2 separate regions of the Homo sapiens genome follow, and region 2 is linked to region 1. A link is a contact called in ENCODE Hi-C or POLR2A ChIA-PET data. All regions are on one chromosome and are shown on one strand. The core of a region is the stretch at or near the end of the contact, and the rest is flanking DNA. Distances in the headings are between cores, read along the strand shown.

Region 1 (2,700 bases), core at 6-2,505:
ATTTCACCATGTTGGCCAGGCTGGTCTCGAACTCCTGACTCAAATGATCCCCCTGCCTCAGCCTCCCAAAGTGCTGGGACTACAGGCATGAGCCACTGTGCCTGACCTTACAGCAGTATTTTTTAAAAATCAAAATTAATGCAAAAATCCATGATGAGGCCAGGCTTGGTGGCTCATGCCTGTAATTCCAGCACTTTGGGAGGATCCCTTGAGCCCAGGTGTTTGAGACCAGTTTGGGTAACATAGGAAGAGCTTGTCTCTACAAACAAAAATTTAAAAACAATGAGCTGGGCATGGAACTCACACCTCTAGCCCCAGCTACTCAGGCTGAAGTGGGAGGATGGCTTGAGCCCAGGAGTTCAAGGATGCAGTGTGCTTTGATTGCACTACTGCACTTCACCCTAAGCAACAGAGTGAGACCCCATCTCTTTAAAAAAAAAAAAAAATCCATGATGAACAAAACAAGTATTTGTTTGAGACGGGGTCTCGCTCTGTCGCCCAGGCTGGAGTACAGTGGTGCCATCTCAGCTCACTGCAACCTCCGCCTTCTGGGTTCAAGCGACTCTCCTGCCTCAGCCTCCCGAGTAGCTGGGATTACAGGAGCCTGGCACTATGCCTGGCTAATTTTTGTATTTTTATTGGAGACACCATGTTAGTCGTGGCTGGTCTCCAACTCCTGACCTCGGGTGATCCGCGCCCCGCGGCCTCCGAAAGTGCTGGGATTACAAGCGTGAGCCACCGTGCCCGGCCTAAATAAAATTTTGAAGAGGCTAGAACCCCGCACTTGTGCCTTGAGCTTACTGACCTCAACACCCTGGTTCCACTAAAACTTTATTTACAAAATTATGCTGCCGGTCTGCAGGATGTAGTTTAACAATTTGATTATTTTGGATATTAAAATATTTTTTAAGTCTTGAAAATATTGTTTACTATTACCAAAGTTTTTGAACCTTCTTAAATTCTGTACCAGAGGTGAGTGCCACACCCTAACCTAGTCTGAGTTTTTATGTGTAAAGATCATAAAACGTTGTAAGTTTTCTAAAACACATAAGCTCTCAATAAACGTTAGCTTATCATTGTCACCGTTTTGTTCGTAATGTTTGAAAACTCCAACTGTGATCCACTACACTACCCTTGTGGGATGCTGTCTCTTTAACTCTGTGCCACGTTGTATCCCGTGAGTTCTTGCGTTTTTCCGCCCCGCTGTATCCCATGGTTCCCTGTGCCTTCCGGCTACGACTGCTCACAGTCCCGCCTCTTCCGCTGCGTGCCGGACCATGGCGCAGGGGCAGCGCAAGTTTCAGGCGCACAAACCCGCAAAGAGTAAGACGGCAGCGGCAGCCTCTGAAAAGAATCGGGGCCCAAGAAAAGGCGGTAAGGAGCGGCCCGGGGACTTGGGGGCGAGGTGGACCCCCGGCTTCCCGGCCTCACGTGAGCACATCTTTCCCCAGGTCGTGTTATCGCTCCCAAGAAGGCGCGCGTCGTGCAGCAGCAAAAGCTCAAGAAGGTGTGCGGGGGCGAGAGATGGAGCCCGGAGGGCGGCGAGTAGCGAGGGGTGGAACCCGGAGGACGGCGAGGGGGGATGGGTGGAGCCCGGGGATCAGTGAGGGGAGAGGGTGGATCCTGGGGACGAGCTAGGAGCGAGGGGATAGAGCCAGGGGCCGCGTTAGGAGCGAAGGATGGAGCCCGGGGCGCAGAGAGGGGTAAGAGGTGGAAGCTGGCGAGGGATAGGGGCTGGGGGACGTGCTAGGGACGAGAGATGAAATCTGGAGGCCGGCGAGGGAAGGAGCACAGGGATCGGCAAAGGGCAAGGGATGAGGCCTGGAGGACTCCCAGCTCTGTGGGCCTCCCTTTTCTTCCTTGTGCAAGGGGTGCAGGAACACCACTTACCACTTCAAAAGGGCCTCGTAGAAGCAAGACCTGCGGCCCAAAAAGGGTTCCAATAACGTCAGCCTCTTGCTGTTACTGTTTTCTTTAATTGAACTCAGGAAGACAGCGAGGTGACATGGGAAGGGAATTGAAAGCCCAGCTTTGTAAACCTAGAACAGCAGAGGGCTCAAAGAAGTGTGAGGGTGCGTTGGTTATCGTCATTTTTTTTTGAGTCAGGGTCTCACTGTTGCCCAGGCTGGAGTGCAGTGGCCCCATTATAGCTCACTGCAGCCTCAGCCTCCTGGACTTAGGCAATCTTTCCGTCTCAGCCTCTCGAGTAGGTAGAATTGCAGGTGCTCGCCAATACGCGGCTAATTTTATTTTTTTTGTATTTTTGGTAGAGACAGGTTTCACTATGCTGCTCGGGCTGGTCTTGAACTCCTGGCCTCAAGGCATCCTCCCGCCTCTGCCTCCCAAAATGCTGGGATTACAGGCGTGAGCCACCCTATGGTTGTTTTTAAGTGCAACATTTATATGTAGATGGGTAAGGTTGAGCTTGTAAAGAAGTTGGAAGGAGATTTAAAACTGGTTTTGGTGGGAGTCAAACCTGGGTTTGAATTGTACTCCACAGTAAACAGCCCTGTGATCTTGAGCAAATTGTTTCGTCACCCCAGAGTGTCGGTTTTCTCAGAACTGGGTACCCACTGGCCCGCTTACCTCCGTGGAGTGGGGAATCTCATGGTCACCTTGCACTCAGCATGTCCAAAACCAAATTCCTGATCCTCCCTTCCCATTCTGCCCTCCTCCCCCTGTGATCACTTCCTTCCAGAT
Region 2 (2,700 bases), core at 111-2,610, 660 kb after region 1:
AGAGAAAACATCGCGCCCTGGTTTCTGGGACGACTGAAACCACGCAGAGCCACGGGTAACCAAGGTACCCGCAGCCCACGGCGCTTCCTCGGGTCCCAAAGGGCGCCAATGTGCAGGCACCGCCGCCAGGGAGCGCTCCCTGCCGGAGCCCCGGAGACCAAGGTTTGGCTCCCTCGCCTGGTTTCCGAAGGAGTGAGGGTCCGACGGCGGCCACGAACAAAGCTGCACGCTCTGCAGACCCCGGAGATCCCCTAGAAATTCCGCAGAGGCCTCCACTCTCCGCTTGGGCACGAGTCTGCATTTATGGAGCGCCATCTGCATGCAGCAGCCCCGAAAAAGAAGGCGATGCCCATTTTATAGCGGGGAAAACTGAGACTCAGAGGCCACAGGGGTCCCCAGGATGAACAGCAAGTTGGGATTCAAACCTCTTTTAATAACAATAACGATAATAGAGGCTGGGCGCGGTGGCTCAGGCCTGTGTAATCTCAGCACTTTAGGAGACCGAGGCGGGCGGATCACCTGAGATCAGGAGTTCGAGGCCAGCCTGGCCAATATGATGAAACCCCGTCTCTACTAAAAATACAAAAATTAGCCGGGTATGGTGGTGGGCACCTGTAATCCCAGCTACTCAGGAGGCTGAGGCAGAAGAATCACTTGAATCCGGGAGGCGGAGGTTGCAGTGAGCCGAGATCGCGCCACTGCACTCCAGCATGGGCAACAGAGCGAAACTCCGTCCAAAAATAGCAAAACAACAAACAAACAATTACGATAACATTAAAAGTGACAGCAGCTAACACTTATGGAGCGTCTAGTGTGTTCTCAGCTCTTGGCCTGCACTGTCTTATTGAATTTTACCAACACCGAGGAGGTGAGCGCATCATTCCCATTTCACAGATGAGGTGCCTGGAAGGGTTTGTCTCCCTCAAGGCGTAAAGCGCTAGGATTTGAATGCAGATCCGCCCAGAGCTTGTCTCCAGGTAACGGGGAAACTTCCATGCCCTTGAATAGGGGACCACAGATGCAGGCGTCCCGAGCTTGCAAATGCACCGGGGTAGGGTGGGGTGGGGGGTTATTCTGTTTGTTTTTTTCAGGGGTCCCGGGAGGCCCAAAGGCCTCCGCCGCTCTCGGCTTGAACGCGTGGAACCGTTCTCCTCGGGTTCCCGCGCGCTCCAATGGGGGACCCCTCGGCAGCGTGCGGTCGTCTCGGGACCCGGAAAGAGGAAAGGTGGGGAGCCGATGGGGATGCTCCGGGCTCGGGAGACCGAGGGGGCGGACGGGCGGGACCCCGCAGCCCCGGGGGCCTCTGGGAACCCGTCCCCCCTCGGCCCCGCCCCCTCCCCGGGCGCCGACCTCCGGGGTCACGTGACCAGGCCCGGCGGCCGCTGGGGCCGGAGGGCGCGGCGCGGGGACGCGGCGGCCTGGCCAGGCGAGGCGGGAGCCGAGCAGGCCGGAGCGGGCCGCGCGCCGGGGAGGGTCGCGCCGCGCCCGCCCCCTCCCCGCCACGCCCGGGGCGCACGCGCGCTCCTCTGGCCGCCCCTCCCTCCGCGCGGGGACCCCTGGCGGGCGGCAGGAGGACATGGCCAGCGACGCCGTGCAGGTAGGCGCACCTGCGTCTGGAGTCCCGGGGCGACCGGACGGCGCCGGCGGACCCCGCCCGCGCGCTGCCGGGGGAGCCCCCCCAGCCCCCGGAACGGGACTCGGGTGACGATGGCAAGGGCGGGGGCCTCCGGAGCGCCCGGCGCCCCCTCCCTGGGCCGGGACTGTGGAGCCAGCGAGGCCCCCTTCTCGGCAGGTGGCGATGTGGACTGGGCTGGTTTGGGGGCGATCCCGGAGGCAACCCCTGCTACACCCTCAAACTCGGCCTCTCCTGGAGAACTAGAAGGGGCGCGGCGGAGGCTCTACTTCGGGTGTCTGTGGCTGGCTGGGCGTCCCAGTGCCTCTCGTCCGCCCCCAAACTCATCCCCCTCCCCAGGGTTGGGTACCCGGCAGGTGCCGCTCCACCTGGGGCACGTGCCTGGCGCAGTGCCCTGGGAGGGGAGGAGGCTGCTGGGCCCGGCCCGTGCCCTTCCCCCGCATAACAAAGCTCCAGCCACCCCCGCCTCTAGACAGCTTTATGATGTTCCAGACGCCACCCAGATTGGCACCTGTTGGCGGAAGTACCCGAGTCACTGCATTAGGTCGGGGGAATGGGGACCCCCACTCCCACCCTTGGGCTGTCAGGTGGAACCTTCTCCTGGGTGGGGAGTGTCTCAGTCAACAGGCCAGGGATGCTCCCATATATAGAATCCTACTTTTTTGCATGGTGGCTGGGCATGGCTGGGTCACCCCCACCCTGCTAACACACACACGTGACTGGCACCAGCCTCCCGCCCAGCCAGATTCCCCTTGTGCCACCTGGTGGGGATCACTGACCTGGACTCATCTTCCCCGTCTGTGACAAGCACGGCCAGGGTGACTGCCAACCTTCTTTGGTTCAAGTGACCCAAATCTGAGAAATGTCTGTGCCTCAGTGTCCCCATTAGCACCTCACCATCCAGTTCATTGTCCTGTGGTTGTTGTGTAACTGGGTTCTCGTCTCCTTCTGCACCTGCCCCCGGCCCCTTTGTGTCTCCCCGGTAACCCCCGGTCCCTCCCGCCTTCCCAGTCCTGCTGATGGCCTGCCGGCCTTGCCGAGGAGCTGGGCGTATCTGGTGTTGCCGA

The links. Hi-C counts contacts between places; a loop is a spot of excess contacts on that map. ChIA-PET counts read pairs that join two places held with the same protein, here RNA polymerase II (POLR2A). Pooled maps may share reads with other maps.
Region 2: a pooled map shows a loop between it and region 1 (4-fold over the local background). The contact joins the promoter of PKN1 here to the promoter of C19orf53 in region 1. A Hi-C loop is called at or near these places in 2 of 50 pooled maps. POLR2A ChIA-PET finds 5 or more read pairs at or near these places in 4 of 52 experiments (CD8-positive, alpha-beta T cell, activated CD4-positive, alpha-beta T cell and naive thymus-derived CD8-positive, alpha-beta T cell).

Annotation. Positions count from the first base shown.
Region 1 is chr19:13,773,201-13,775,900 of GRCh38, forward strand. C19orf53 (chromosome 19 open reading frame 53) reads left to right here and starts at 1,256. Exons shown (of 3, transcript NM_014047.3): 1 at 1,256-1,374; 2 at 1,452-1,507. The coding sequence starts at 1,278. MRI1 (methylthioribose-1-phosphate isomerase 1) reads left to right here. Exons shown (of 6, transcript NM_001031727.4): 6 at 1-1,082. RefSeq lists enhancers at 947-1,016, 1,087-1,286, 1,263-1,792, 1,793-2,321.
Region 2 is chr19:14,431,946-14,434,645 of GRCh38, forward strand. PKN1 (protein kinase N1) reads left to right here and starts at 1,361. Exons shown (of 22, transcript NM_002741.5): 1 at 1,361-1,597. The coding sequence starts at 1,577. RefSeq lists enhancers at 101-380, 1,255-1,828, 1,829-2,401 and silencers at 1,111-1,450, 1,621-1,690, 1,981-2,090.